2 separate regions of the Homo sapiens genome follow, and region 1 is linked to region 2. Evidence: read pairs that join two places in POLR2A ChIA-PET (ENCODE). Cell type or tissue: MCF 10A. All regions are shown on one strand. Links, peaks and the distances in the headings refer to the core of each region. The heading gives the core; the rest is flanking DNA. Region 1 overlaps ZNF277 (zinc finger protein 277). Region 2 overlaps DOCK4 (dedicator of cytokinesis 4).

The links. Peaks named below come from ENCODE experiments on the same cell type or tissue, not always from the same donor. Only the 100,000 strongest peaks of a DNase experiment are listed, where the experiment ranks them.
Region 1: POLR2A ChIA-PET joins it to region 2 with 5 read pairs; 2 of 35 experiments call an interaction of 5 or more read pairs at or near these places.

The regions. Positions count from the first base shown.
Region 1 is chr7:112,225,773-112,242,238 of GRCh38, reverse strand. The region is part of intron 1 of ZNF277 (zinc finger protein 277); the gene reads right to left. Among named protein-coding and RNA genes, the nearest start is that of ZNF277, 27 kb to the right of the region's middle. In MCF 10A, for the core only: no CTCF peak of the experiment used is centred there; no DNase peak of the experiment used is centred there.
Region 2 is chr7:111,828,276-111,844,741 of GRCh38, reverse strand. DOCK4 (dedicator of cytokinesis 4) reads left to right here. Exons shown (of 53, transcript NM_001363540.2): 26 at 10,056-10,154. Among named protein-coding and RNA genes, the nearest start is that of DOCK4-AS1, 28 kb to the right of the region's middle. In MCF 10A, for the core only: no CTCF peak of the experiment used is centred there; a DNase peak (open chromatin) is centred at 9,511.

The DNA of each region.
Region 1 (16,466 bases), core at 5,322-9,321, 400 kb before region 2:
CTAGTTTGTTGAGAGCTTTTATCATGAAGGATGCTGAATTGTACTGTATACTCTTTCAGCACCTATTGAGATTATCTTTTTTTAAATTTTAAATTTTTATGGGTAAACAGTATATGTGTTTATTTATGGGGTACATAAGATATTTTGACACAGGCATATGGTGCATAAGAACCACATTAGAGGAAATGGGATATCCATTCACCTCAAGTATTTATCATTTCCATTACAAATATTCCAATTATACTATTTATTTTTTAAATGTACAATAGGTTTCTGTTGACTGTAGTCAACCTGCTGTGCTATTAAACACTAGATCTTATTCACTCTATCTGACTATATTTTTGTACTCTTTAACTATCCTCACCTCTCCGCCACCACTACCCTTCCCAGCCTCTGGTAACCATCATTCTATTCTCTATCTTCATGAGTTTGCTTGTTTTAATTTTTAGCTTCCACAAATGAGTGAGAACATGTGGTTTGTCTTTCTGTGCTAGCTTATTTCACTTAACAAAATGTCCTCCAATTCCATCCATGTTGTTGCAAATGACAGGATCTCATTCTTTTTATGGCTGAATAGTACTCCATTGTGTATATGTATCACACTTTCTCTAGCTATTCATCTGTTGATGGACACTTACTTAGGTTGCTTCCAAATCTTGGCTATTGTCAACAGTGCTGCAACAAACATGGAAGTGCAGATTATCTCTTTGATATACTGATTTCCTTTATTTTGGGTATACACCTAGGAGCAGGATTGCTGGATTGCACATTTTTAGTTTTTTGAGCAACCTCCAAACTGTTTTCCATAGTGGTTGCACTAATTTATGTTCCCACAGTGTACGAGAGCTCCCCTTTCTCCACATCCTTGCCAGGATTTGTTATTGCTTGTCTTTTGCATGAAAGCCATTTTAACTGAGGTGAGATAATATCTTATTGTAGTTTTGATTTGCACTTCTCTGATGATCAGTTATGTTGAGTACCTTTTCATATACCTGGTTCAGCATTTGTTTGTCTTCTTTTGAGAAATGTCTCCTTAGGTCTTTTGCTCATTTTTTAAATGAGATTATTAGATTTTTTTTTTTCCAATAGAGTTGTTTGAACTCCTTGTATATTCTGGTCGTAAATCCCTTTTCAGACGATAGTTTGCAAATACGTTCTCCGATACTGTGGGTTTTCTCCTGACTTTGTTGATTGTTTCCTTCACTGTACAGAAGGTTTTTAATTTGATATGATCCCATCTGTCCATTTTTGCTTTGGTTGCCTGAGCTTTTGGGATATACTAAAAAAATCTTTGCCCAGACCAATGCTCTAGAGAGTTTCCCCAATGTTTTCTTCTAGAAGGTTTACAGTTTGAGGTCTTAGATTTAAGTCTTTAATCCATTTTGATTTGATTTTTATATATGGTAAGAGACAAGGGTCTAGTTTCATGCTTCTGCATATGGATATCGTTTTCCCAGAATCATTTGTTGAAGAAACTGTCCTTTCTACAATGTATGTTTTTGGCATCTTTGTCAAAAATGAGTTCACTGTAAATGTATGGATTTATTTCTGGATTCTCTATTCTGTTCCATTCTATTTATGGGTTCTCTATTCTGTTTCATTCTGTTTTTATGCCAGTACCATACTGTTTTGGTTATCATAGCTCAGTAGCATTTGTTTTTGTTTTCTTAAAAATTTTTTTGTGGGTACATAGTATGTGTATATATTTTTGGGGTACATACTTTGATACAGGCATGCAATGTGTAATGGTGACATCAGGGCAAATGGGATATCCAACACCTCAAGCATTTATCTTTTCTTTGTGTTACAAACAATCCAATTATATCTTTTAGTTATTTTAAAATGTACAATTATTGTTGACTGTATCACTCAGTTGTGCTATCAAATACTACATCTTATTCAATCTTACTATATTTTTGTATCCATTAACCACCCCTTTGCTGTGTAAAAGCTTTTTTAACTTGATGTAACACTGGAGTACAGAAATCTCTTTGATATCCCGTCATTTTATTATTTGTTTTCTGATTGTTTTGTAGTCTTCCCTTCCTTCTTTCCTTTCTTCTAGTCTTCGTGTTCATAAAGGTGATTTTCCCTGGTGGTACATTTTAATTTCTGGCATTTCAATTTTTATCTGTTGTAGGCTTTTTGATTTGAGATTATCATGAGGCTTGCAAATAACGTCTTCTAACCCATTATTTTAAACTGATAAGCTAACACTGTGGTTGTATAAACACACTAACAAAGAAGCAAAGAGAAAACCAATAAAACTCTACACTGTAAACCAATAAAACTCTTCCCATTTTTAAACATTTTGCTGTTTCTATTTAGATCTTATTATACTGTCTGTCTATGTCTTAAAAGTGGTTGTAGTACTTATTTTTGATTGGTTCATCTTTTAGTCCCTCTACTCAAAATACTCAAAATATGAGTAGTTTACATACCATGATTATGGTTTTATACTATTCTGTACTTGTCTGTGTACTTACTATTACCAATGAGTTTTGCATCTTCAGATGATTTCTTATAGTTCATTAACATCCTTTTCTTTCAGACTGAATAACTCCCTTTAGCATGTCTTGTAGGACAGGTCTGGTGTTGACAAAAATCTCTTGGCTTTTGTTTGCCTAATCCAGAATTCTCTGGATTAACAGGCAGAGTCTCTTGTTCTCTTTCCTTACCTTTCCTCAAACAAACAGAATCTCTCTCTCCATGCTGAGCTGTCTGGAATTGGGGGGAAAGGGGTCACAAACACTCCTGTGGTCACCACCACTGGGACTGTGCTGAGTCAGACCTGAAGCCGGAGCAGTACTGGGTCTCACCAGAGGCCTGTGGCAACTATTGCCTGGCTACCACTGAGCCCTAGGGCTCCTTAGTCAGCAGTAATAAATCCAGCTAGACGTGTGTCCTTCCCTTCAGGGCGAGGGGGTTTTCTTCTGGCCAAGGGTGGGTCTAGAAATACTGTCCAGGAGCTAGGGCTTAGAACTGGAAACTTTAGGAATCTACTGGTGCTTTCTTTTCCTGTGGCTGAGCTGGTACCCAAGTTGCAAGAGAAAGTCTTTTTACTCTTCCCTCTCCTTTCCTCAAGAAGGAGTCTTTCTCTGTGGACACCATAGCTGGGAATGTGCTGGGTCACACCTGATGCCAGCACAGTACTGGGTCTCATCCAAGGTTCATTGGTGAGTAGTGCCTGGCTATTGCTGATGTTTATTCAAGGCTCCAGGGTTCTTTAGTCATTAGGTGATGAATCCTGCTTAGACTGGGTTGTTTCCTTCAGGCAGTGGGTACCCTTCTGGTCCAGGATGTGTCTAAAAATGTCATCCGGATGAGGTCGGGCACGTTCAGGGCGGTACGCGCCAAAATCTCAGAAACCACCACTAAATAACTTATTCATGTAACCTAACACCACCCGCTCTCTAAAAATCTATTGAAATAAAAAAAAAATTAAGTAAAAAATATCATCCAGGAGCCAGGGCCTGGAATGGGGGCTTTAGGACTCAGCATGGTGCTTTATTTTACTGTGGCTGAGCTGTATCCAAATTGCAAAACAAAGTCTTCTTCACTCTCCCATTCTTCTCTCCTCAGACCAAGGATGGAGTCTCTGCGGGAGCTGCAAACTGTGATGCATAGGGTTGGGGTGGGGTGACGCGAACACCTCCCTGGCCACCACAGGTGGTGTCTCAGTGGGTCACATGTACCTCAAGTCCACTGGCTCCAAGCCCAGCACAGCACAAGGATTTGTCCAGGAATCACACTACTTGTGGCCTAGACTGCCTTTCTGATTTCTTTAGGACCTCAAAGCACTGTAGCCTTGCTGGTGGGGCTAGCTGGAACTCAGGTTCCAAAGGCTGGAATGGATGGTTCCCCCTAGCTATAGGGCTGGTCTAAATGTTCCTTCCATGGGTGCTGGCTGAATTCTGCCCTGTGTTGCTTTCCACTGTGACAGGGCAGCACAGAGCTCCAATGCAATGCCCCACAATTACTGCGCTCTCCCTCCCCTAAGCACTCTCTGCGCTAAGCTGCCACTGCTGAGAGATGGGGAGAGACAGATTAGACAATTCAAGACTGTCTTTCCTATTCTATTCAGTGCCTTTTTCGTTGATGTGATGTTAAAACCAGGTACTGTGATTTGCTCACCTAACTTCTGGTTCTTATGAAGGTGCTTTCTTGTGTGGATAGTTGTTCAATTTGGTGTTTGTATAGGTGGGGATGATTGCTGGAGGGGTCTATTCATCCATCTTCCTCAGCCTCCTCTGCAGGTGGTGTTAATTTATTTATTTTTCATGTGCTGTTGGATTCTGTTTCATAGTATTTTGTTGAAGATTTCTGCATCTATCTTCATCAAAGATATTGGTCTATAGTTTTCTTTTTTTGTTGTGTCCTTGCCTGGTTTTGACATCAGGGTGTTACTGGCTTTGCAGAATACGTTAGGGAGGATTCCCTCCTCCTTGTCTTTTTGTAACAGTTTTGGTAAGCCAGGTACCAGTTCTTCTTTGTATATCTGGTGGAATTTAGCTGGAAACCATATGGTCCTGGGCTTTTTTTGTTGCTTTTGGGAGATTTTTATTACTGTTCTGGATTTCTATTTCTTCCTGGTTCAATCTTGGGAGGTTGTATGTTTTTAGAAATGTATCCATTTCCTCTAGGTTTTCTAGTTTGTGAGCATAGTGTTGTTTAGTCTCTGATGATCTTTTGTATTTCTGTGGTATCAGCTGTAATTTCTCCTGTTTCATTTCTGATTGTTTATTTGAATTTCTCTCTTCTTGGTTAGCCTATTGAGCAGTCTATGAATTTTCTTTATCTTTTTTTAACAGAACTTTTTGTTTCATTGATTTTTTTTGTTTGTTTCAATTTATTTTAGTTCTGTACTGACTTGTTACTTCTTTTCTTCTGCTAGCTTTGGGTTCAGTTTATTCTTGTTTTTGTGGTTCCTTTAAGTGCAACATTAGGTTATTAATTTGTGATCTATTCTTTTGATGTAGGCATTTAATGCTATAAACTTTCTTCTTAGCGCTGCTTTTGCTCTGTCCCAGAGGTTTTGGTATGTTGTGTCTTCATTTTCATTTGTTTCAAAATTTTTTTAAATTTCCATCTTAATTTTGTCATACTGATCATTCAGGAACAGGCTGTTTAATTCCCATATATTTGTGTAGTTTTGAGAATTCCTTTTGGAATTGATTTCTGGTTTTATTCCACTGTGCTCAAAGAGGATACTTGATGTGATCTTGATTTTCAAAAATTTACTGAGACTTCTTTTGTAGCCTAATATATGGTCTACCTTGAAGAATGTTCTATACTCTGATGAGAATAATGTATATTTTGTGGTTTTTGAGGTTGAAAGCTCTGTAAATGTCTCCTAGGTCCATTTGGTCTAAAGTCCAATTTAAGCCCAGTGTTTTTTTGTTGATTTTCTGTCTGGATGATCTGTCTAGTGTTGTCAGTGGTGTGTCGAAGTCCCTCACTTTACAACATAAATATTTCTAAAATTGCCTTTTGGGTTGTAATTTAAAAGATGAGATTGTGTTTACTTTCTAATATGGAAAGTAAATAGTGAATGAGGACTCGTAGAATTTTATGAGTCACCAAAATTCAAGCCATTTGCCATAGCACTCACAATCATTCTAGTTTTCCATTTTAAAACTTACTGTGAATTGTACAACATGGGTGTTTCATTAATACTAACTAATGAGGACATTTTTTCTCTCCTACACTTACATGTTCAACTATAATAAGATGAAAGGAGGGATTATTGACTCAAATTTTTAGAAGCTATATTAGGGACTTAGGGTATCTAATTGATTCAACCTCTAAATACAAGAAAAAAACTAAAGCCCATGAATGTTCAGACTCTACCTGACCAGAGTAGTACCTAGGTCTAATGTAATCAAGGGATAGTACCTGAAAAATAATCCACTAAGAATAAATTTCAAGAGACTATTTACATTACATATATGCTAAAACAAAGGGTTACTGGTGCTATTTGTATTTCTTTTGATGTGCTCTGATTTTGGAAAAATCAGCAGGTTATGTCAAAGATATCTTGAAAAAGGAGAACAAAGTTAAAGCTCTCACACTTACCTGATTTCCAAACTTACTAAAACGCTACAGTAATTAAGATAGTGTGGTACTAGCATCAGAAAAGACCAATATAGATCAATGGTAGAGAATTCAGAGTCCAGATGTAAACCCCACATATATGGTCTATTGATACAGTAGCTTTTTCAACAAATGGTGCTGAAACTGGATATCCATATGCAAAATAAAAAAGCTGGATTACTTTCTTAAACCCTACACAAAAATTAACTCAAAACTGATCACAAACCTACATGTAAGAGCAAAACTATAAAACTCTTGGGACAAAAACAGGGGTCAATATTAATGACCTTGGATTAGGCAGAGCTTTTTTGGTTAGGAAATGAAGAATACAAGTGATTAAAGGAAAAAAAAATAGACACATTTGATATAATTAAAATTAAGAACAACAACAAAAAAACCTTTTGTACTTCAAAGGACACCATCAAGAACATGGAAAGACAGCCCACAGAATGGGAGAAAATATCTGAAAATCATAGAACTGATACAGGACTTGTATCCAGAATGTATAAAGAACTCTTACAAATAATAAAAAAGATAAATAACCCAATTCAAAAATGGGTACAGGATTTAAATAGACATTTTCCCCAAAAGTTATACAAAGAGTCAATAAGAACATGAAAAGATGCTTAATATCATTAGTTACTAGAGAAATGCAATTCAATACTATAATAAGATACTACTTCATACTCACTTGGGTGGCTATAGTAAAAAAACTAATAACAAGTGTTGGTGAAGATGTGGAGAATTAGAGCCTCAGACACTGCTGGTGGAAATGTAAACTGGTACAGCTGTTTTATAACAGTTTGACAGTTCAAAATGTCAATCATAGTTACTATATGACCATAGGAATTCTACTCCTAGGTATATATCCAAGAGAAGTGAAAACATGTCCACCCAAAAACTTCCTTATTCCACCATTTACCACAAAATAAATTTCAGGCAGACTGAAGACCTCAACAAAATATAAAAATATAAAAATACATTAAAATAATGAAAAATTTAAAAATAATATTGGAGCGAAATTGTTTTTTTTCTAACTATGATGTAAAACACAGTAGTACACAAAAGATTGATCAGTTTTGCAAAAAGAATAAAATAAATTTCTGCAGGCAAAAAATAGATGGCTGTTAATAACAATGTCAAACAATAATTAACAAACAACAAACAGAATAAATTATTTCCTTACTATATAAGACTCCTTCAAATCAATGTTTACAACTTAATAGAAAATGGGCAAAGGACATGGACAAACTGGTTATAAAAATGAAAATACAAATGGCTCTTATATATAAGATGCTCAGCTTTCCTTACAACAAACATGAAAATTAGATATAAGTGGATATTAAGATGCAAATATATACTATGTAAAATAAATACAAATAAAAATATAATAATTTGAATTTTATAATATAAATAATAGTCATGTAGGATATCATTTTTCTACCACTGGACAGACATACATCAAAAACTTTGGTAATATGCTGCATTCTCAAGGATAGGCATCTCTACAAATTGCTTGCAGTGTAAATTAGTACTGTTACGAATAATGAAAATTTGGCAACTGCTATGGTCTGAATGGTCCCCTTAAAATTCATATGTAGAAACATAATCACCAATGTGCTGATAGTAGGATGTAGGACCTTTGGGAGGTATTTAGGTCATGAGGATGGAGCTTTCATGAATGTGACAGTGCTCTTTAAAAAGAGTCCCCATAGAGCTGCCTTGTCCCTTCTGCCATGTAAAGACACAGCTAGAATGAACTATGCCCTCATCAGACATCAAATTTGTTGATACCTTGATCTTGGACTTACCAACCCCCAGAACCATGAGAAATAAATTCTTGTTGTTTACAAGCCACGCAGTTTGTGGCATTTTGCTAGAGTAGCATAAATGGACAAAGACAGAAAACATTTGTCAATATTTAAAAGGCACATATAATTTAACCCAGAAATTCTACTTTTAAGAAATACAAGGATGGTTACTGCAGCATTTTTTCAAACTTCAAAAGGAAGTGCAATAATGTGAATGCCTATTAATAATGAACTGGCTAAATAAAGCATGGTAAAGTAGAAAAAAAATTTTAATCAGCAGGCAGATTTTGAAAGATATTAAATATTTCAAACTACCACTGAGGTGATTCTAAAAAAACCTTATAGTAAAATTACCTAAGTAACTGAATAGAGGAAGGCAAGAGAGCAGTTAGCATAACTGAAAAAAAAAAGTAGCCAGAAAAGCAATAAGAACTTTAATTTACACTTTCATATTAGACCTATTACCAAAAATTCCAAAAAATTTTGAAAAGAATACAACTAGAAAAGGTGTATTAATAACAAGTTGTTCTCAATTTTCAATTAGGTTCTCAATTTTCAAATGAGAATATTGGAACCTGTGATTTAATATTTAGAGGTGAAGTCTCAGAATATTCTGTGCAGAAAACTGTTCAACAAAATATAATAACCCTGTAGTCAATTTGAAAACCAAAACCAACTATTCTAACCATTTTAAGTGCCTCTGCTTTGAAAAAAGAGCACTGCCAATATTGCTGGTAAGGGAGTAATATCATTGCATAATGATGACATGCTAAGAGTAAATAGATCTAGGAGTTCCCATGACAGTGCTGCTGGTAGAAACTAGTTGTATGACCTCTGGCTTTTGCTTTCTAATTCACTTATATGCTAAAAGTAGTTGAGATGATAAAATGAGATCAAGCATGGAATGATGCTCCAAAAAATATGACTTGCTAACAGTGTAGGTAGGACTGTGGAGGAAAGCCAATGTAGCACTGGCCCTGCAAGGACAGTATCTTGCAATGGTTAACAGGCACAGAAGAATAAGACGGAACCAGAGGTGACTTAGCTTCTGCACTGGACACATAGCAGGCACATGTCTAATCTCATCCAAGTGCCAAAGAAGTAACACTGACATTTACTGGGCATCTGAATGTAAAATACAAGAGCAAAGTGCATCACAATCACAATCCCGATAGGATTGTGAAATCCCTATTTCTGAGCTGAAATCAGAAACTGATAATGAAAACGAAGCATTAACAAGATAAAACAAGAAAATTCTGGATAGAAGTTTACCTTTTGGGTGGAGGAAAGTAGTCAGCAAGAACATTTCACAGAAAAGTTGAAGGTGAAATCTAAATGAAATCTTAAGGAATGAGCAGGAGTTGGTGAGGTAGGCAGGCAGGGAAGAGATGATTTTAGGCAGAGAGAATATATGAATTAGGGTTAGATAGGTCAGAAGATAATAAATATAAACTTTTTCAAAATATGCAGAGATAATGAGAGTAGATCATTCAGAAAACCTTAGGCTTTTGGAATTACTGGCCATCACTCTGAAGAGTACAAAGTACTCCACTGACCATAGATAAAACTTCAGCATAGTGAAGTGAGGTCAATGGGATAGGACGTGCACCACCATATTTTTGACTTAGACACTGCAAAAAACATTTGATACACAACTGCGCTAACACAAAACTGATATTAAATTGCCATCCAGATATACAACTCAAGGGGATCTTGAGGAAAGTGCATCCCAGGGAGCAGACCGTTTCAATCCTTGCTATAATACCTTTCAATGCCTAGATTATCATCAACTGTAATGTGTGTTATTGTTTGGGTATAGACATATGCTTGCACTTCTAGTAACCTCAGAGAAGTGGCCTCAATTCTTAGTACTTCATTTGTAATCTAGCTTTCAAATTAGTTCAAAGTAGGTATACCATCAACTCAGAACAGGTACTGGAGAGGACATAAACCACATGAAGTGTTAATCTGCAAGTGATCTCAGCCATACTACTTTATTAGAATTCTTCAAATAGACAGATCTTGTCCATTCCACAGGGTTTCTTCGGTTGTCTAGTTGGTACCTTGCTTCTTTTCCTTGCAATTCACTTTCTGTTTGTCTTCCCCTGAAACTCTAATCCCAATTAGATTGACTCCCAACCCCTGTTTTAATTCCTTAGATCTCATTATCTACTTTTAAAATCATCTGTCCAGTCTTTCACATATGACACTTATGAGAGAAGGGCTTTGAGATAACTTTCAGTTAAGGGAATATATATATATATATATATATATATATATATATATATATATGTATTTATTTATTTTAGGGGCAGTTCCCAATACTGTTGCTGTTTTCGCCAAGGGAGGTAATTGGAGAAAACAAAAAAATTTAAATAGATACTTCTTTCCTCATGAAGTAGAAAATACTATTTTGTCTGTTTCTGAAATAACAGGCTAGATTTGTCACTCAAAATGACCTATTTCAAGTTAATATACTTGCTAGTCAGAAAGAATACATAAACTGTAAACTGATCAGTGGAAATACTCTGAATTAACAAAGTTCCGTGGTTGTGTTGATAACAGTACTTGATGTAAAATAGTGCTATGCTGGTATCCTCTCTGGTTTTAAGAAATAAAAGGGAGACATCATTCATGTTAAAGAAAATTTAAAGAATGTCAGTAAAAACACTCATAGGCAATGGAGTATCTATATAATAAAAAGTTATCCAAAAAAAAAAAGGGAGGATGGGGAGATGGAAGGAGCCAAAAAACAACCTGAAAAATTGCAACCCAGCATTTGGACCAGATGGCATTCATCAGAGACTTCAGAGATAATGGAGCTACTCATAAAACATGCAGTTTATCATGAAAAAGCACTCCAGTGGAAGACTAAGTATCTCCAAAATTTTGATAAGGGTGACCTTGGATTTATCAGTTGCACAGAACAAAGGATTTGCAGTAGATATGAATGTAAGTTTTCAATAAGAGAAAAATTATAGTGACAAACCAGCATTTCCCCTTTCTGGTTTATCACACTAAACTTCACTCCAATTAACACACTGACATTTTAAGAGTTTCTTTTTAAAAAAATTTTACACACACACATCATACACAAAGACACAATTTTTTTTTTTTTTTTTGAGACGGAGTCTCACATTGTTGCCAGGCTGGAGTGCAATGGCGCGATCTCAGCTCACTGCAACCTCCGCCTCCCGGGTTCAAGTGATTCTCCTGCCTCAGCCTCCTGAGTAGCTGGGATTATAGGTGCCTGCCACCACGCCCAGCTAATTTTTTGTGTTTTTAATAGAGACGGGGTTTCACTATGTTGACCAGGCTGGTCTTGAACTCCTGACCTCGTGATCTGCCCACCTTCGCCTCCCAAAGTGCTGGGATTACAGGTGTCAGCCACCATGCCTGGTCACAAACACACGATTTTAAAGACACAATCACTCCTCTATCCCAAATCCTAAATGAGGTGAGGTCTTGTTTAAAAATTCTTGTAAATTTTGTATAAAATCCAGAGCTTAATTAGGAATATCTGGTAAAAATAGGCATGGATCAAAACAAAAATACAGAATTGCAGGAGTATTAATATATGGCCAATTTTAATTATGGAAAAGCTATGAGCTGTAAATTCCTTAGAAATAAGAAAAGCATGACTCTGAAAAATGTACTCTCATTTAGAAAATAAAGCAAATTTAAAAGTGCAGATTTCCACACAAAGTCAAGTGTGCACTCAACAAAGAGGTTTAATTACTTGATCTGTGACTCTTAGATGATTCTTCTAGTGTGGAACTCACACTTCACAAGTGGTTATAAGTAAGGGAGAAAAATAAAATCCTCAGTTATCTCTGTTCTCTGGTCGAGAAGCTGCAAGAGATTAAAGTAGTGGGGCCAATCTGGGAGACTTGCATGAGATATACTTTCATTTTGGGCTTTTTCCTTTAACATAAAGAAAATCATAGCTGATTTTTAGCTGGGCATCCAGTTTGGACTACATAAGGAACATGTCCAATTAACAAGTCTCCTAACTATCCTGCCCTGCCCCTATATCCATTCTCACATTAGTACGGCCACAGGCTGTTTCTAGTAGAGATGAGGTTTCACCATGTTGGCCAGGCTGGTCTCAAATTCCTGACTTCAGGTGATACACCCACCTTGGCCTCCCAGAGTGCTGAGATTACAGGCGTGAGCCACTGCGCCCAGCCAGCCACAGGCTGTTTCTATACAGCAAATCTGATTCATATTACTCACCCACTTAAAGCACTCTCCTCATCATGTAGGAGAAACTCCAAGTTCTTTCGCATGGCCCACAAGGTCCTTTATAATGCAGTCCTTGCTCCCTTCTCTAGCCTTGTCTCCTACTCCATTGCTCTATTTTAGGTTTTAGTAAAAAGCAGGTGTAGGGCATCCCAAGCCCTTCCTCAAGCACCTCATTCTATCAAGAAGGCATACCCATCCTTGGCCACCTGGCAAAGACCTCTGCCTAGGAATTATCTCTTTGTGAAGCCTACCCTAACTGCCTAGACAGGTTAATAATACAGAAATCTGGGATAAATTAACTTGCTGCTTCAGTGTTGACTCTTTCACGGCACTTCTGTGTTACTTTCCTCTACTAGACATTGGCTCCTTCAAGACAGGAACTTGTCTTGTTCTTTTTGGTGGCTTTAGGGCCTAGCACATAATTAGTGCTTAATAAATGCTTGCTGAGACTCAGAGCTCGAGAATATCAAAGGTGTCATTTTTTTCTAGGGAAAACTGTCTGTGTGACAATTACTAGAGAGATTCTACTAAATGCTTTTGAAGACCACTTGGCCTCATGGAGAACAAAGACCCACATGGCCATATAAATAAGGGCTTAGCAGATTGGACAGTTTCTTATAAGTTGGTTATGAGATGCAGTATTTTGTTCCATTTTATCTACCACTGCTTCTCTTTGGAGTCTGCAGCTTTAAGAAGAGTTTCTGAAATGTCCTTGTATGGCATCTGACTCTTCTTTGCAGTGTTGTATGCAAGCTGCTACTCTAGACTACGCTACTCTGTATTCATCTACCTGCCTGTTAGTCTTTCCTGGTCCTCTGGTCTCTCTCACTTCTTCCATGAGGGCAACCATAATTACTTCTTTCAAACAAACATGTTCTCCATCCATTCCTCAGAGCTTAACCTAGTTATTGGTACTAGTTACTCTTCTCCAATTAGACTATAAGCTCAAAGAATACACAACTATGTCTTGTCCTTTTAAAACATTTCCCTAATTGACTTCTTTCCATGTCACTAACAAACACTCTATATTTGAATGATATAAATACAAAAAGCATCCCTTCATGCAGGATGTTAATACAGCACTGCTTAATTTATATAATGCTTTAAACTTTGTAAAATAATCTCCTAAACACTTCATACCTCACCAAAACTCTGTGAGGTAAGATTATTTATTTTAGTTGCGAGAAAACAGAAGTTCAGGGAGTGTGATTTATCTAAGGTCACACAATGAATATGTCAACCTGATTCTTTTGTCCACAAGTTCAATGATCTTTGTACCCCACTATGCTCTCGATCTTTGGATAAGACCAAATTTCAGGGGTTGTATGCATAAAGAACAAGTTTATAGTGATCTGTCAACTATATAAGCAAAGGAACTTAGCATATACTATGTACAATCTGACTACCTGAAACAATAAAAAGATAGTAAAAAAATAAGAGTGTTGGAAAAGCCTGGCATAAAAGACCATGCATATTTAATATGCTCCATTCAAAACGTCCGGGGTGACTTTCTAGGAGGAGTTTAATATTTATGGGAATGACAAGGTCAATGTATAAGGCCTAACGTCCATAAAGTCAAGCAAGGGACAGCATGTGCTCAACAGCTTGAAAAAAAAAAAAAAAAAAAAAAAAAAAGGCCTCTCCTCTTCCAGAAAGAACATGCATTCACCTGTGCACATACCTGTTGGCCAAATGGAATAGAAGACTGTATAGAAATATGGGTGATATATTCAATAGACGTAGTTGGTTGACTGATAACTCACAAAACATGTTTACCTAGAGCCCCAAAATGTGATTTTATTTGGAAATAGGGTCTTTGCAGATGTAACTAAAGTAAGGATCTTGAGAGCATCCTGAATTAGGGTGGGTCCTCAATCTAATTCCTTGTTAGAGACAGATAGGGGGAAGACAAAGAGATGCAGGAAAGGAGGCCATGTGAAGATGGAGGCAGAGACTGGAGTCACGCTGCCAGAAGCCAAGACCACTTGGTACCACCAGAAGCTGGAAGAGGAAAGGAAGGATTCTCCCCTAGAGCTTTCAAAGAGAGCGTAGCCCTGCTGACATCTTGATTTTGGACTTCTGGCCTTCAAAACTGTGAGCGAATAAATTTCTTTTGTTTTAAGATGTGGTTCATGGTAATTTGTTACAGGCAACCCCAAGAAACAAACACAGTATACACAGCTGAACTATTAGACTTAAAATTTCTCTCTCTACAAGCTGTTGATGAGATTTCTCCAGATAACTAAATAGGATAATATGATTAAAGCTACAAAGACGTATGTAGCTAATTCAGCTACATAATAATATAGCCATTCAGGAATGGCTTCACATTTAAAAAAGTTAAGATTTGAAGTATGAATATGACTTTACAAGAGAAATTATATATATTTATAATGAGGGTTACAATATTTACAAAATATAACTTACAAGAATATAACTGTTAAATTAAGTTTAGCCTAAAGCTGTCTCCTTAGATAGGTTTGGCCAAAAGTTTTCTCCCTACATGGTGAACTGTAACCTAATTGGATGTGTAAATAGACGGTAACCTACTCTTGTGCCAATCATGCAGTTTTGGCCAATCACAGGCCCAAAACTGTTTAAATTGCATTTAGGCAAAGGCTGATAACCAATACAGCTGTTTCTGTACCTCACTTCTGTTTTCTGTCCATAAATCTCCTTTGACCATGAGGTAGGACAGGAGTCTCTCAGAATCTGCTGTAATTCTGAGGAGTGCCCAATTCACAAATTGTTCTTTGCTAAATTAAACTGTTAAATTTGTCTAAGGTTTTTCTTTTTACATAACTTTAAAAAACAAAAACACGCAGCCTGCAAGCATATGAAAATATGTTCGAATTTCTGAAGTATGAGTGAATTTCACAGCAGGATCAACTAATTTCACGCAAGGATCAACTAATGTTGACAAAGTTATAATTAATTTTGATAACTATCCATAAATAAGATGCATTCAAAGTCTGATTCACTAACGTATTGCCACAAGAGATATCAGCAAATGTAATTTCAGCAAAAAGTAACAAGCAAAGAGGGCAATGCAGCTGTGTCATTTAAACTCTGCTTGCCTCAACTGGTCTACTTTGAAACTACATTTAATGTAAGTGAGAATCCTGAAGAAATGGAAATTTGCCAGTTGGCTCTGAATATTGCTAATAGGAGTGAATAACAATGGGTCCTATGAATCATTTTGAAGCTGTCTAAAAAAAAAGCTTTCACTAAAAAATTCCTCTATATCATACTAGTTTTGGATTTTACATCAAAGAGATGCCTAGATTTATCATTTAATTAATAAACAGTAATTCAGAAACTGACATTTCTGACAATGATACCACACACAGAGAATATAAAAAAATCCAACTAACCTACATTCTTGAAGTCAATGAAAGCTGATAGAGGAATGTGAATTAAATTTTCATAACCTTAAATAATGCATTAGAAAGCTACGGTTACCTGACTTAATAAGAAGCACAGGCTTGAGTACTCTGGAACAGTAGGTCAGAAAATGGTTACTTAGGAAACTTTTTTGTTGTTGTTCAATATTCAAATCCTAATTCAAATGTACTATCAAAGGAACACTAAACTAGAGAAACAAAGATGCTGATTTGAAGAGTAAATGTTCTCATATTGTGCTAAAGTGGTAGGTTTTGTTTATATAAATATTAATTTCAGTGATACCTGGGACATCTTCAAAACAACTCTGGCTTCTTGTATATAATGGAGAAAATGTTCCTTAAAGGATGCTACATCTCCCTGAGGCAGAAAAAATACCTGTTTCTTGTATTTATCCTGTGCTTTGGCATCCTATATTTATTTTCTTACTCCTGGGGCATAAATAGGAAACATATGAAGATGAACGACAGTGATTACTATTACAGACACAGGATGAAGGATCTTTTCTGGAGATATTTACAGATGGAACTGTTTGGGATGGTAACATTCTTAATAAATAAGGGGGAGATAACTCTGATTAGCATTTCCCAAATTAAATTCCATGGAACACTAGAAACCCATGAAATGTTAATAGATGCTATTTGAGAAAAAAGTTGTGATAGTCAACTATTTGGGAAACAGGATATAATATTTATGTCTTGGACAGTCACAAAAATTAGCACACTAAAGTCCTAAGTAAAACAGTCAGGTAACTTTAGCTCAGTATTTGCAAATTATTTGCTCAAAAAATTTTCTTCATGTAGTATCATAATACTTTTCTCCCTCATAATTCTATGGAGTCCTGGAATACTGTCCCTAAAAACATAAATAGTATACTAAATTTACATTGGCCTTGCCTAATTCAATAGCATAGTG
Region 2 (16,466 bases), core at 7,886-11,885:
CACGTGGAACAGGGCCTGGTTATGCTTCAGTCACGTTGCAGGTGGCTTGATGTTATAATCTGGAAAATGTGGCCTTAGGAGAGTAACCCATCAGCATTTCAAAATCATATGAGGTTACCTTAATTTTACAAGGAAACCAAGATATAAAACATGTTTGTTAAAGGAACTTGGAATAAGCAGTTTTTAATTGCAGAAAGCCAGCTTTGATATTAGTCATACCATGCCCGGTTTAAATTAACCCAAGATTTTATATTCCAAGTCAACTTGATGACTTTTTATTCTCTTATCATCCATCAAATTGCTTGAGGAAACGAGAAGAGTGAAACAGAGTAATAGGAGTCAGGGCCCTGAGTTTTCATTCCAAATTTTTCACTCTGACTAGTCAGAATCGTAACTTTTCTAGGCCTCAGTTTTCTTAGCTAGGAAATGAGAAGGTTGGAATTGGCAAAGTTTTTTTTCTTTTTTTGAGACGGAGTCTCGCTCTGTCTCCCAGGTTGGAGTGCGAGTGTGTGATCTTGGCTTACTACAACCTCCATCTCCCGGGTTCAAGTAATTCTCCGTGCCTCAGCCTCTTGAGTAGCTGGGATTACAGATGCCCGCCACCACACCCGGCTAATTTTTGTATTTTTAATACAGACAGAGTTTCACCATGTTGGTCAGGCTGATCTCGAGCTCCTGACCTCAGATGATCCACTTGCCTTGGCCTCCCAAAGTATTGGGATTACAGGTGTGAACCACCATGCCTAGCCTGGAATTGGCAAATTTTAAAGTGCTTTGAAGCTGGCTTTCTGCAATTAAAAACTGCTTATTCCAAGTTCCTTTAACAAACATGTTTTATATCTTGGTTTCCTTGTAAAATTAAGGTAACCTCATATGATTTTGAAATGCTGATGGGTTACTCTCCTAAGGCCAGATTTTCCAGATTATAACATCAAGCCACCTGCAACGTGACTGAAGCATTTTGAGTCTAATATTATATCTGTATTTTATATTCATGTAAAACATTAAGAAAATAATATTAAGAAATAATACATCTGGCAGTTTATATATGTGTATCTATTTATATATATACAGGAATATAAAATGGTATAGCCACTATGGAAAATAGTAGCTCTACTATATATACAAGTTATGAATCGTCCACTTTCTCAATACTCTCATCATCATTTGGTGTTACCCGTTTTTTTGGAGTGGAGAGCATTCTGATAGCTATGTAGTGATATCTTATTGTAGTTTTAATTTGCATGTCCCTAATGACTAATGATGCTGAGCAACTTTTCACATACTTATTTGCCATCTATATATCCTCTTCAGTGAAATGTCTTTTCATGTCTTTTTGCCATTTTTTACACTGGATTGTTTTTTCACTGTTGAGTTTTTATTTCTTTTTATAATATGTGGTTTGCAGGTATCTTCTCCTACTCTGTAGCTTGTTTTTTCATCCTCTTAACAAGCTTTGCAGAGCAAAAATTTTTAATTTCATTTAAGTCCAGTTTATTAATTTCCTTTTATAGTTCAAGCTTTTGACTCTTTTTGCCTAGCCCTGTATCTTAAATGTTATCTCCTAGTTTCTTTCCTAAAAGTAGTATAGTTTTATATTTTACATGTAAGTCCCTTAACCATTTTGTATGTGTCAGATAATTCTAACAATCTGACGTTGCAGTGTGGACATCTATTGATTGTCTTTTTCATTCAATTTGAGGTTTTCTTAGTTCTTGATAGGATGTGTTATTTTCTCTTATGACCAAGACATTTCTATATTATAAAGCTCTGGATCTTACATAAACCTTCTGTTTTAGCTGGCTTTGTGTGATACCACTCATCAGGGGAACAGTGCCTACATGTTATGGTGAGACAGTGATAGAAATCCAGGTTCGCCACTTGGTTTCCTTTGACAGCTGAGGCAAGAGGGCTTCTTGTTACTGCTGGGTGAGGTGGAAGTTCTGGCTCTGCATGTGGTCTCTACTGCCAGTGTGGTGGGAGTGGCTTTGTTACTGCTGGGCCATGGTGACCGTCCTGACTCTCTACTAGGCCTCTTTGACACCACCCCAGTGGGGAGGGAAAAAATGTGACTTGTTACTGCCAGTTGTGGGTGGAAGCCCAGGCTCCTCCCATTGTTTTCACCAACACTGACTCGTGGGTATGAAAGTACCTGCTCCCTGTTTGACCTTCTCTGGCTCCACTCTAGGAGAGATGTTGGGACACCTCACTACATCCTCATGAGGGTGGAAGTCTAGGCTCCTCACTCAGCCTTTGCAGTGAACAGGTGACTGAGGACAAAGTTTTCTGTGGTGTTCAGCTAGAATAGAGCAACTGCGGCTAAAAGCATTGCCCTGCAGGGCTGCCCTTTCCTAGTCCTTTGGCTGGAGAAATAAGGTTTTTTGGGACTTTTTCTTTTGTCTACCAACTATTGGTCTTTCACAGTTGCTGGCCTCTTCAGCCCCATCTTTGAAATATACGAGGCAAAAAAGAAAATCCAAAGAAATCTACACCGTGCCCTTGCTCAGGTCCCAAGGAGGTTCTTGGCCAGTCTGCCCTCTCTCCCCTCCTGTCAGAGTCTTTTTCTGTTTGTTTTATATTTGATGTTCAGGTTTTTAGTTGTACTTAGCAGGAGGAATAGGGGAGAAGTATGGCTACACTTTCAACGTGGAAGAGGAAGGATGTCTCCTTCACTGTGGTTTTGATGGTGACATTTTAATTGCTTCCTGGCAATATAACTTACATAGTTTGAAAGTTATAATGGCAAGCAAACAAAGTCATAGCAAATGCTGGGCATAGTTAAAGATTGCCTGAGATCAGAAGCTAAAACACTTTTTAAACTGCTTTCTATCGACGTGCAGAGCGTACAAGGTTGTTGTGCACCAAATCTCTATGGGATACATGTGGTCTTCAGGCCATACAGTGTAATAAGTAATGCCAATTACGAGACTTCAGGAAGTCAGTGAATCAGGTCTGTGGGTGGAGGTGGGGTAGGGCAGGCAGAGTGATTGTCCTGTGTACTAAATTATAAGAAAATCACATGAAGAGAATCCTTCCTGCATAGCTCTGTGGTACCCCTTGCTGTGTGAGAAACCAGACTGTCCAGGTGTGTGGGGTGAAATTTTCCATGAAACACACACATAAATTATTTGACATCTTTGCTTTTATGCTTTAAGACTTTTTTTTTTAAGAGTACTCAGACAGACCTAGCTTGATTCCTTCTCTGTCATTGCACTGACTCTGTGATGTTGGTCAAGTTACTAATGTCTCTAAGCCTCTGTTTCTTTAAAACAGAGAAAATAGGCCAGGCGCGGTGTCTTATGCCTGTAATCCCAGCATTTTGGGAGGCCAAGGCGGGCGTATTGCTTGAGGCAGAGGTTTGAGACCAGCCTGGCCAACATCTTGAAACCCCCACTAAAAATACAAAAAAATTAGCCAGGCCTGTTGGTGGGTACCTGTAACCCCAGCTACTCAGGAGACTGAGGCCCAAAAATGGCTTGAACCCAGGAGATGGAGGTTGCAGTGAGCCGAGATCATACCACTGCACTCCAGCCTAGGTGACAGAGTGAGACCCTGTCTCATAAATAAATAAATAAATAAATAAATAAATCAGAGAAAATAGTTGTACTTATCTCAAAGTTAGTGTGAGGATTTCATCAAATCTGTAAAGGTGTTTAAACAGTATCTGGTCTGATACTCAATAAATGCTGACCGTTAGTCATTGTGGTAGCAGCAGAAGTCACAGTCATATCATGATTGTTGCAGACGTGCTTCAGGTATTGTTGTTGTTATAATAATTCTATGGCGAGAAATATGCCCTGGTCTTGTCTTTCACAAAATCCATTCTCTGGAGACTGAAGATCTGTTGAATTTCTTTATCATTTTCTCACAGAGAACAGGCTTTCTGAATAGGGAGTCTTCACATGGCAGTACTACATTGAGCACCTTTTCAGTCTGTGCAGACACATATGGAAAAGTGCCCATGACAAGTAGACACACTGTGAGTAAACGCAGATCCCACAATGTGCCATTGTGAATTCTTCCAGTGCTCTGTAAGCACCATGATTGTTACCCAGCCTCCCAGCCACACCAGCATGAGCACTGGCGTCTGCTGTATCATAGTTCCAGATAACAGAGGCCTTATTTTTAAAATTTAAAAGGATTGTACTTTTTGTTTTTCCACCGACTGTTTTTTGAACTTTAAAATGCTTTCCCTAGCTAGAAAAAAAAAACAAAAAAGCACCATTGTGATCAGTTCCTTTCAAAAGTCTAATTATAGGTAGAAGCAGATTTTATAAAGCAGTATGAATGACCACTTGCCTTGCATTCTCGACTAATGGAGCTCCAGAGTTCCTTACAATTTATAAATGCTTACTCGTTCGTAACTCTGTTAAATAACATTTACGGAGCATGTGATTCTTCTGGGCATAGGCCAGGTCTAAGACAGCTACTCTGATGTGTTTATCTAAAATTTTCATGTGATGTCGGTTTGTGGTGGGGTATGGAAATGGGCCTGGGTTAATTCTGTAAGAAATATGTGGAAAAAAATAATGTATGTGTATAATAGGTTTCGTGAAGACAGTTGTAGCCATCCAATACCCTTGCTATACACAGTCATTTGTAGAAATTCCCATTATACTCAATCTATACATAAAATGGCCACTGAAGACTACAGAGTTTTCAAGGTGATTTATACAAAAGAAAGTTTCACACTGCAGCTAAGTACATCTTGGCCACTGATGGCTTTTTATTTCTTTTTAATAAATTATGAGTCTAGGATTTTCATACAGATACATTCTTAAAATATCTTAAAAACAAAGAAAATTACATTATGGATAAAATATACATTAGTAATTGGAAGTCACCGCTAAAAGACTTACTCATGTAACCAAATACCACCTGTTTCCCCAAAAACCTATGGAAATAAAAAATTTAAAAAATTAATTAAAATTTAAGTTTAAGAAATAGAGCAAAAAAATTACATTATGGATAAAATATACATTAGTAATTGGACATCTAGGCCTCCTAACAGAGTTGAATGTGGTTGGAGTTCCTAAACAGCATAAGTGAATAAATGACATTGTAGAGTAGATGTTGGGATTGACAATAATCATCATAAATGCCCAAGGGATTATATGTCATGATTATAAGTTATTGCAATGGGCATAAGTCAGATATGACAAAATCATAAATCTGGATTCAAACAGGTTGTTCCCCTATGTATATTGACTGTAAAGGCTTAAGATGAAAGTCTATTCCTTATTGCATAATATTTCTTGTTACTACTAAATTTGCAAATAATATGTCATTTTTCCCACTTCAGCATATTTCACTATTCACAGGATTGTGTGTTGAAGTAAATGTCTTAGGAAAATTAATCTAGTAGCTGTAATGGAGACAATGTGAATATGATATGGAAAAACTAAGAGATGGAAAAGAGATGAATGGATTTCTACTAACTAGATTTGCATTTTTAAGTCAAGGCATAGTTAAGAGAAAGGTAAAAAAGTATGAACCTTAGTTATCAACTGATGAATTCAAGTATACTTACTGATATTGTAATTATAACCAAAAACCTCAGGTGTATTTTCTCTATACAATCAAATAGTCTGAGCAGAAGGAAGATGAGTCACTGAGTACAGACTTCTAGAACCAGGGATACCTGGGTTCACATCCCAGTCTCACAATTCTCAAGCTGTGGAACCTGGGGTAAATTTCTGAACCTTAAGAGATAATTATCTTTTCTTTAAAGTGAAATTGATTGTGTCTACCCAACAAGGCCCAAACAAGGAATGAACTCAATAGCATAGTCAAAGTATGGTAATTTACACATAGTGCCATTCCATAAATCATAGTGTTGTCATATGTCTTTTTTATTTTATTGAGGTATAATTGACATAAAATAAATGACACCTGTTTGAAATGTACAATTTTAGTTTTGACATATGTGTATTCCTATGAAACATCACCACAATCAGGATAGCAAATACATTCATCACTTTCAAAAGCTTCCTTGTGCCCCTCTCGGTTCCCTCTCTTTTGCCCCTCCATGCTACCTCATCCCCAAGCAACTACTGACCTGCTTTTTGTAGTAACTTATCTATTACTGTACATAAGTTTACATTTTTTAGAATTTGATATGAATGGAATCATGTAGTACATAGCTATTATTATTAATCATATACTACATAGTTTTTTGGGGGGCATAGGGGCAGGGGATTCTGTCTTGACACAATATATTTGAGTTTCATCCTTATTCTTTTGTATATCAATAGTTTATTCCTTCTTATTGCTGAATAGTATTCCATTGTATGGATATACTGCAGTTTGTTTATTCATTCACCTCTTGGTAGACATTTGAGTTGTTCCTGGGTTTGGCTATTGTGTTCCATTTACCTGTTTTTCTGTTTTGACACCAGTAACATACTATCTTGATTGTCATGTTTTATAATAAATCTTAAAGTCAGTAAGTGTAAGTCTTCCAACTTTACTTTTCTTTTTCAAAGTTGTTTTGACTATTTTAGATCCTTTTCACTCCTTATGGATTTTAAAGTTAGATCAGCCTTTCAATTTCTAATCCCCAAAGCTATGCTAGGATAATTACTGGGATTGCATTGAATCTATATATCGATTTGGGGATAATTGACATCTTTTTTTTTTTTTTTTTTTTTTTTTTGAGGTAGGGTTTCGCTAATGTCACCCATGCTGGAATGCAGTGGTGCAATCTTGGCTCACTGCAACCTCCACCTCCTGGGTTCAAGCAATTCTCCTGCCTCAGCCTCCCAAGTAGCTGGGATTACAGGCTTGTGCCACTACACCCGGCTAATTTTGTATTTTTAGTAGAGCTCAGGTTTCACCATGTTGGCCAGGTTGGTCTCAAACTCCTGACCTCAGGTGACTCACCCGCCTCAGCCTCCCAAAGTACTGGGATTATAGGCATGAGCCACCACGCCCAGCCAAAATTGACATCTTAACAATATTGCATTTCCCAATCCATGAACATGTAATATCTTCATTTTTTTTAAGTATTTAACTCCACCCCTCAGTGTTTTGCAGCCTTCAGTGTGCAGATTTTATACATCTTTTGTCAAATAGATCAGTAATTATTTCATATTTTAATGATATTATTTTAAATTTCAATTTCTGATTGTTCATTTTTAGTGTGTAGAAGTAAAATTTATTTTTGTACATTGATCTTATATTTTGGAATGTAAATAAACTCAATTAGTTCCAGTAGCTCTTTATCAATTTCATAGCTTTTTCTATATACACAGCTACGCTTTCTGTGAAGAAAGACAGCTTTTTAAAAATTCCTTTCAAACCTGTATTCCTGATTGCCTTTTCTTGCCTTATTGCACTGACTAAAACCTTCAGTACAATGTTGAATAGAGGTGGTGAATAAGCTTTGGGAGGTTTGAAAAGTCTTTATTTTGTCTTTGCTTTTGGAAGATATTTTTATATTTTATATTTTGGAAGATATTTTTCTTGGTTAATAGTTTTTGGGGTTTTTTTTCCTTTTAGTTCTCTGAAGCTGTTGCTCCGTTGTCTTTCAGCTTGTGTTCTTTCCAAGAGAAATCTTTTCTCATCTTTGTCTTTGTTCTTCTCTATGTAATGTGCCCCTTTTTTTTCTGAATAGTGTTTTAAGATTTTCTCTACCACTGGCTATAAGCAATTTGATTATGATGTGCCTTGGTGTAATTTTCTTCTTGTTTCTTGTGCTTGGGGTTTGTGGAGATTTTTTGATATACAGGTTTATAATTTTCAAAGAGTTTGAAAAAGTTTTTTTCTCATTTCTTCAATTATTTTTTCTGTCTCTTCCTTCTCTCTGAGACTTTCAGTTACATAGATATTCTGCTACTTGAAGTTGTCCTCCAGTTCACTGATGCTTTTTTCTGTTTTTCTTTTTATTTCAGTTTTTTCTGTCTATGCTTTATTTTGGAGAATTTCTACTGCCCTACCTTTCAAGTTCAATAATCTTTTCTTCTGCAGTGTCTAATCTGCCACTCGACCCATTCAATTAATATTCATCTCACAAATTGTAGCCTTCATCTCTAGAAGTTTAATTTGGGCTCTTTTTATGTCTTCCATGTCTCTAAATTAACATATTCAGTCTTTCCTCTAGCTTCCTGAAAAATTAGAATACAGTAATATAACTATGTTAATGTTCTTGTGTGGTAATTCTATTATCTATGTCATTTCTGGATCTGTTTCTATTGATATATTACTTTTTCTCCTCATTTGCGTCATTTTTTCCTTCTTCTTGACCTGCCTGGTGATTTTTCATTGCATGCCAGTTATTGTGAATTTTACATTGTTGACAGGTGGATTTTTTTAATTTCTAAAAAATATCTGAGCTTTGCTATAGAGTGAGGTTAAATTTATTGGAAACTATTTGATCATTTTAGGTCTTGCTTTTGAAATTTGTGAGGTAGGACCAGAACAGCATTACTCTAGGAGTAGTTTTTCTCCAGTACTAAGGAAACACTGTTTTTGGTACTCTAACTAATGCCTTATTAATTGTGAGGTTTTTCCAGTCTGGCTGGTATTAAAAAAAAAAAAAGGCTCTATTATTCCCAGTCCTGTGTGAGCACAAGGCACTGTTCTCTCAATCCTTCTAGATCATTCTTTTCCTAGTGTTGGGTTGGGTTACTACCTTACACACATATACAAAAATATTAATAATATTGCCTTTAAACTTTTTATTTCTTTTGTTAAATATCAAGGATTCCCATGTTCATTAACAAAGTATATGTTGAGCTTGAAGGATGTTTCTTCTGGCCCACACTGGTTAGTTTCTTGAATATTTACCCTAAAAAATGTATATAGATAATTATTTGTCATACCTGTGTGTTGCAAATGATTATCTGCAAACAGAGATCTAGCCTGAGTACCTGGTTGCCTTGACATGGTCTTTAAGTATTATAGCATCCTTGGGTCTCCCATGGCAGTGGGCGAGGATACATTGAATTTTCCTCACCCAGCTGCTTCTGTTGAAAAATTCCCTTCTCAGGGCTTTTAGTCTCTACTTATAAAGTCTGTAGTCTCTTTCCATGTAAAATCTAAGAAACCAGTTCCCAATTAAATTGCACTTCTGTAAATATACAGTTAGTTACCAGTGATTGCCTCTCCTATTGTATTTGTTTTGTTTTAAATGTTATTACTCTGTTTAAAAGTAGATAAATTCTTTGCTGAGCACAAAAGGTTGCATTGAAAATGCAAGCATTTTAAATTAGAAGTTCATTCAAAAATGCAAGTGATAGCAATTTTATGTAGGTCTTCAAATCCATAGATGCTATGTTTACTTTTTTATTGTTAATTTTTAAGAATTAGAATTTATGGTTACAAATCACATAGAGCCCAAGCACAAAAAGAATGGCCAATTAAAAAAATTGTTTTCAATCTTCCAAGACATCTGAATAAAACTATTTTTTAAAAGGAGATTGAAATGAACATTATGCAACATATGGCATTCATTATACCCTGTGAGTCAGCAGATCAACTCTCTGATGAGTTGGAGGAGGTCATTTGAATTCAAAAATGGAGCATGAAGCTACAGGAAGGGCTTTGGAGGCAGAAAGACTGGGGATAATGCCAGCTCTGCTACTTTCTAGCTGAGTGACTTGGGGCAAGTCATTTAGCACATCAGAAACTACATTTTACCTTCTTCAAAAAGGTATTATACCCCCTACCTCATAGTGTTGATATGAAGCTTAAATGTTAGAATTATTACAGACATGTTAAATGCTCAGTAAATGATCATAAACCCTCGGTGCCTTACCTTCTTTAAATGTGTGAAGTTAGTTCCCAAGTGAAAAGCTTCCACTCAAGTTAAAAAAAAAAATCCTCCCTAAAATTATAAATTTGTGAATACCAAGTAAATAAATGGTAATCATCATAGGGAGTTTTGGCTGTGACATTTTGGATAATTTATATTAAGAAGACTTCACAGGGCAAGTTTGGATCATCGTGATTTCATTTTAACCTATTCTCTTTGAGGACAGTTCAGTGTAAGTTACTGATGTTCTTTTACGTCCTTACTAAAAATAAAATGTATGCTTTTTTTTTTTTTAACTTAGGGGGAGTTTGTTGCTTGTCTCCTGTCCCTATTACGACAAATGACAGATAGACATTATCAACAGCTTCTTGATAGTTTTAATACAAAGGAAGAACTAAGGGTAAGTGACATTTTAAAATGTTTTCTTTAACATATCTTTTGGGTTTATCTTGTTTTTATTCATCACTGTTGAGATAAATCCTAGACAATTGCTTTACCTGTTTCCATTAAGTTCTAAGCTGTTTTTCTCAGCCTCATCCACAGATCTGCTCATCTATATTGGCTTTTAAAGATTTCTATTACTCAAGCAAAGCTATTAACTCTCATTTCAGAGAAGGATATAGGATGTGAAGTACCTGTCATCAAAGTTCAATAAACTAGAAGCAGAATAACAGAACTGAAGAGATAAAAACAAATAGATTAACTACGTGAACCTAGAAACATTGCCTTAATAGAAGATAAAAGAGAATATGTAAATATGTTCACTCATTTCATCTCACTAAAACCATAATGAGAAGTTCTGGCTACAACTTTTTGACTAGGGATACAGAGTTGTATTTGATATTCTCTATCAGCTATAGTCTAATCAATATGCTGTGCTACTCTGACAAGCTGACATTAAATAGGAAATAAGGATGCCAGGTTTATAAAAATCCAGTATTTGCTGAGATTCACAGAACTGTAATGCATCCTTCATGGTTTCACTAAATGCTTGATTATTCTTAGTTGGAGGAATGATATGATCTGTCATCTTCCTTATTTACTTTTATTTCTCTTCCATCTCTTCAGTTTTCTGGACAAATTTCATATGGAAACCATCATATTAGAATTGTTGCTTTTAAGCTGGGTGGTGGAGAATTATAGGACCAAAAGTACAGTTCTGCTATGACATTTGCTTGATTGGAAGCCTTCCCAGTGCCTTAGGGGAAGAAATTGTTGATTTTTTAATATAGATAGTACATAGGGGTCACTTATCTTTGACTTTAACTGGAAAATATTGTATGATCTCAGAAAAATCTTCCTGTTGTTACCTTAGAGAACTTGAAAAGCTGAGTCATATAAAACAAAGAATCATTTTTGGCAGATTTAATCCCTCAGCAGTCAGTCATTTGGCATATGGCATCATGTTTTTCATTCTTACATTGAATCTTTTTTCTTTTTTTTTTTGAGGCAGGGTTTTACTGTTACTCAGGCTGGAGTGCAGTAGTACAATCATGGCTCACTGCATCCTGAAACTCCTAGGCTCAGACAATCCTCCTGCCTCTGCTTCCCAAGTAGCTGTGACTACAGGCACATGCTACCACACTTAGCTAATTTTTAAAATTTTTTTGTAGAGGCAGGGTCTCACTATGTTGCCCAGGCTGGTCTCAAACTCCTGGCCTAAAGAAATCCTCCCATCTCAGCCTCCTAAAGTACTCAGATTACAGGCATGAGCCACCATGCCTGGCCTTACATTCAATCTTGAATTTAGAATTAAAAATGGATAAAAGGCCTTAGGACTTACCCACTCTGAGTACAAAAACCCATAATGTCAAAAGGAAGAGAACTGTGCATTTATTAACTTTCGTTAGAAGCTGTATTCTTAACACAGTTAAAGAATCATTAGGTTTTACTTAAGAAGTCTATGACTTCATATTTGAAAATTTCCCATAGGAAAAGCGTACATATTTTTATGGAGCCTGGGAATTAAAAAATAGCAGAGAAGCATAAACTGAAAGACATGACTAATTATCCAGGTGTTGAGTTTTATGCTTTGGTATTCATGTTAGCAGTAATAAAACAAATGGAAATAATGAATAAAATGTTTTATGTGGACTTTTCTCATTTCAGTCAGCCAATACACCTCTTCCAAGGACAATTATATTACCCTCTTTAAAATTACTGAGGCTGGCGGGGCGCCGTGGCTCAGGCCTGTAATCCCAGCACTTTGGGAGGCCGAGGTGGGTGGATCACCTGAGATCAAGGCCAGCTTGGCCAACATAGCAAAATCCCATCTCTACTAAAAATACAAAAATTAGCTGGGCATGGTGGCTCGTGCCTGTAGTCCCAGCTATTTGGGAGGCTGAGGTGGGAGAATCGCTTGAACCCAGGAGGCAGAGGTGGCAGTGAGCTGAGATCACACCACTGCACTCCAGCCTGGGCAACAGAGTGAGACTCCGTCTGAAAAAAAAAATAGCAAGGCCTTCTGACTAGGAGAATTATTTAATAATATTAATTACTTCATCTGCCATTCAGGAAGTGGATATTGAGCAACTCAAGCATGGCAAGCACTGTGCACCACGCACTAGGGATGTAACCAGGCACAAGATACCCTGTTCCTGTAGGGGAGTAATCAGGCAAATAATGGGCATGAGCACCCTGAGTGGTGAATGTTCAGGGTAAGCACGCGATGCTATGGAGCGTGTGGGAGGTGCTGCCAACCCAGACTCAAGGCAACAGGAAAACTTCCCAGGGGAGGTCTCAGCTGAGAACTGAGGTTAGTAGGAGTGTGCTAGATATATATTTGGCTGGAACATTCAGACCTCTCTATTAAAATATCACCTGAATGCCCCGACTGACACAGCACACTCTCTACCCCACCTTTATAATACTTATTGGAATCTGGAATATTTTTGTTTATTTGTTTATGTGTATTTCCCAGTTTATGTATATATCCCACTGGGCCATAAGCTCCTTGATATCTGAAGCTTTGTCTGGCTCACTGCTGTATCCTTAGATTCCAGACCATTCCTAGCACATAGCAGGCATTCAAGAAATAGTTGTTGATCATTTGATAGAATATAGAGTTTAAGGCTGTATGAATGAGTGTAGACTTTGTTTTGAGGACATTTTGAAGCTTGTGATTGTTTTAAGAAGGGAGAGATAAGATCTCATTTGAGGGAAGAAAGACCTGTCTGGTTGCACTATTGAAAATGCATTTGGCCAGACACGGTACCTCATGCCTGTAATTTGGGAGCACTTTGGGAGGCCAAGGCAGGAGGATCACTTGAGCCCAGGAGTTAGAGACCAGCCTGGGCAATATGGCAAGACCCTGTCGCTATAAAAAGTTTGTAAAAACTAGCTGGGTATGGTGGCACACATCTATAGTCCCAGCTACTCAAGAGGGTCAGATGGGAGTATCGCTTCAGCCAGGGAGGTGGAGGCTGCAGTGAGCTGTGATTGCACCACTCCTCTCCAACCTGGGCAACAGAGGGAGACCCTGTCTCTAAAAAAAAAAAAGAAAAAGGAAAGAAAAGAAAGAAAGGGGATTCACTGAAGTCAAGATGAGAGGCAGAACCCTGTAAAAGATTTTAGGTAGTAACCTAAGCTAGAAATGACTGTGGCTTGAAGTAGAGGCGATTGTGGAGATAGAGTCTAGGGACATTTAGGAAGTTGAATTGGCAGGACTTGATGACTGATAATATTAAAAAGGTGAAGGAGTGGGAGGAGTTGTAAGTGACTCCTAGGCCTTTTGACAATTGGCTGGGTGTTGGTGTGGTGCCATTCACTGCATGAGGATCCCAGGAGGAGTTAGGTATTCAGGTTTGGGAGCAAAGGTAAATTCGGTTTCAGCCTGAGTTTGGTCACCTGAGGGACATTCAGATGGAGATGTTTAGTAAATTGTGCCTGAAGTTCAGGAGAGAGAGAGATGGGTTATGGGATGTAGATCTGGAAACTGTCAGCCAGTGAATAATAACTGACATCATGGGAGTAAATGTGAACATCCAAGGAGAGTGTAGAGTATGAAGGTCAAAGGACCTACATAGAATCCTAAGCCTAAGGAGGGAGGCGTGATAAACAGTGCCTGCTACTGCAAGGAGGTCGAGTACCATCATGAAAGGTTCCCTAAATATTGTTGGTGAACCTGATGGGCAATTTCACTGATGAGGGTGAAAGCCAACTTGTCATGGATTGAAGAATAGAAAAAAAAAAAGGAAAATATACAGTGGATTGTATGCAGTGTTTCAAGAAGAAGAGGGATAAGTTTGGATGTGTAGACTTTGTTTTGATGAATACTTATGATGGAGGAGACTTAAGCATGTTTAAATATATTCATGATTACAGCTGGTGGAGAGGGAGAAGCTGGAAATCTAAGAAAGAGGTACTAACTTCCAGGGTGAGGTCTCTGAGAAGGCAGCAGGAAGGGACAGAATTATCCTTGACTGGGACTAAGATTCTTACACTTTCCCAGTCTAAGAATGAAAGAGAAATAACTGGAGTGAATGCAGGCTAGAGGACATTTATTTAATTTAGTAAAGGCTAATTAGTCATCTTGTTTTTTTTGTTTTGTTTTGTTTTGTTTTGAGAATGAGTCTCGCTCTGTCGCCCAGGCTGGAGTGCAGTGGCTCAATCTTGACTCACTGCAACCTCCGTCACCCAGGTTGACGCAATTCCTCTTCCTCAGCTTCTTGAGTAGCTGGGACTACAGGCACGCGCCACCACGCCCGGCGGATTTTTTGTATTTTAGTAGAGATGAGGTTTCACCATGTTGGCCAGGATGGTCTCGATCTCCTGACCTTGTGATCCGTCCACCTCAGCCTCCCTAGTCATCTTGTTTTAATCTGCATTTTAAAAGTTCATATATCACCTTATAAAAGATATTAATAAATGTTTCCTGTGCTCAATTTTGTTTAAAACCAAATATTTCTAGTTATGTTCCTGAACCTATATTGTAATATTTTCAAAGATAATAACACTTGTCCCTAGACCCTTATACAAAGTCCTTAGTACCAATTTTACTTCAGAAATCAGAATTTTTATGATTTCATAATGATAATGTACATATATAGCACCTCCAATAAAATCTAGAGTGATACAAAATATTCACTCCATATGGGATAAATAAAGACTATAAATCATTCTGGTCAGGTTTTGCTGCCAAGTGGATTATAAGGGCAAAAACTTTTAGAGTAATTTTGGGTTTTGATATCGTAGTAAAGGAAGTGAAGACCTCTAAACAGCAAGCATTTTATATGCAATTTAGTATGTATCAGGCACTGTTCTAAGCAGTTGCTTAATATTAACTAATTTTAATCCTTAAAAGGATCCCATGAAGTAGGCCCCCATTATTTTCTTACAGATATCAATTGTTGACTCAACAAACATTTATTGAGCATCTTGCTTAGACATTAGAGATATCAAGACTAATAAAAGCCTGTTGTTAAGGTCATCTAAATCATTCTTGTAAATAAATATAATATGTATAAACTGCAGTGATATTGGCTAACAGTTACGGAACACCTCCTCAACCCCATCCCACAGCCATGAGCCAGTTGTGGTGCTTAACCCACATTTCATCCTCTCCCTGCCTCCCCCGCCATGAGATTGACTGATGCTATTATTGTTCTCAAGTAATTGGGAGAACTAGGAATTCTATTAACATCCTGAGCTCATTGCTCAGGCAGCTAAACTCAGCTTTTCCCTAAACTTTAATAAACTTTCTTAAACCAAAATCTTTCCTATCAAATTATATAAAATTGTAATTGTCAGCTCTCTGAAGTTAATAAAGCAGTTCTAGTCATAGAATGGAGATATCTGAGAAAGGCCAGATTAATAGAAGGAGAGTTACTTGGGGTTTTGTATGTACATTTAGGTTAGAAAGTAAATAGGTAAAGTACAATTAATAGGGTGATATTTAATGGGAAATTATAAGTGATATTGAAATTAGACACCAAAAATTCCACATAACCCTACTGTTTTAAAAAGTGATAAAGTGTATTTACTCTCCTCCTAACCCCCAACGTATCCTAATCCCCAGAGGTAGCTGCTGTTAACATCTAAAGGTGTAACCTTGTAGATGATTTTGTATACTATATATATACATATATATATATATATATACACACACACACACACATTTTTAGTGTTAATATAATTATTTATATTGATGTATACTTTTTTACATGATAATATCTCATAGATATTATATAGCCCACTACCTTATTCTTCTGAATCTCATTATATGGATGCTACATAATTTAATCATTTCTGATTTTTGCCATTAGAATGGGTCTTGCAGTAAACATCTTGATACACCTCTTTCTGTGGACTTGTACCCATATTGCTGTAGAATAAATTCCTAGACGTGTAATTGTTGGGTCATAGGATGTACACATTTTACATTTTAATTGATACTTGATCAATTATATATTGAGATTTTCAAATGAATATTCATGTTGTTTTTTATTCCTAATGTTGCTTTTTCCTTTCTTTTTAACAGTTCAAAGAAAGGTAAAGTTTGTCTTAGCATTTCCCAGTGGTTCTATAAATCAAAATGAATTTTAAAAGTATGTGGCTCTCAAGTATCTACTAAGACTAAAGGTCTTTCAACTCCATTCATGCCTGAAGAGCCTGGATGCCTCCAGGGTTACTGCTGAAGTAGCTTCTGGCTTCCTGAGCAGTGTGCCACTTCTTCCCCTGTGTCCTTAGGTTCTTACTTGTGTGTGAGAGGCAT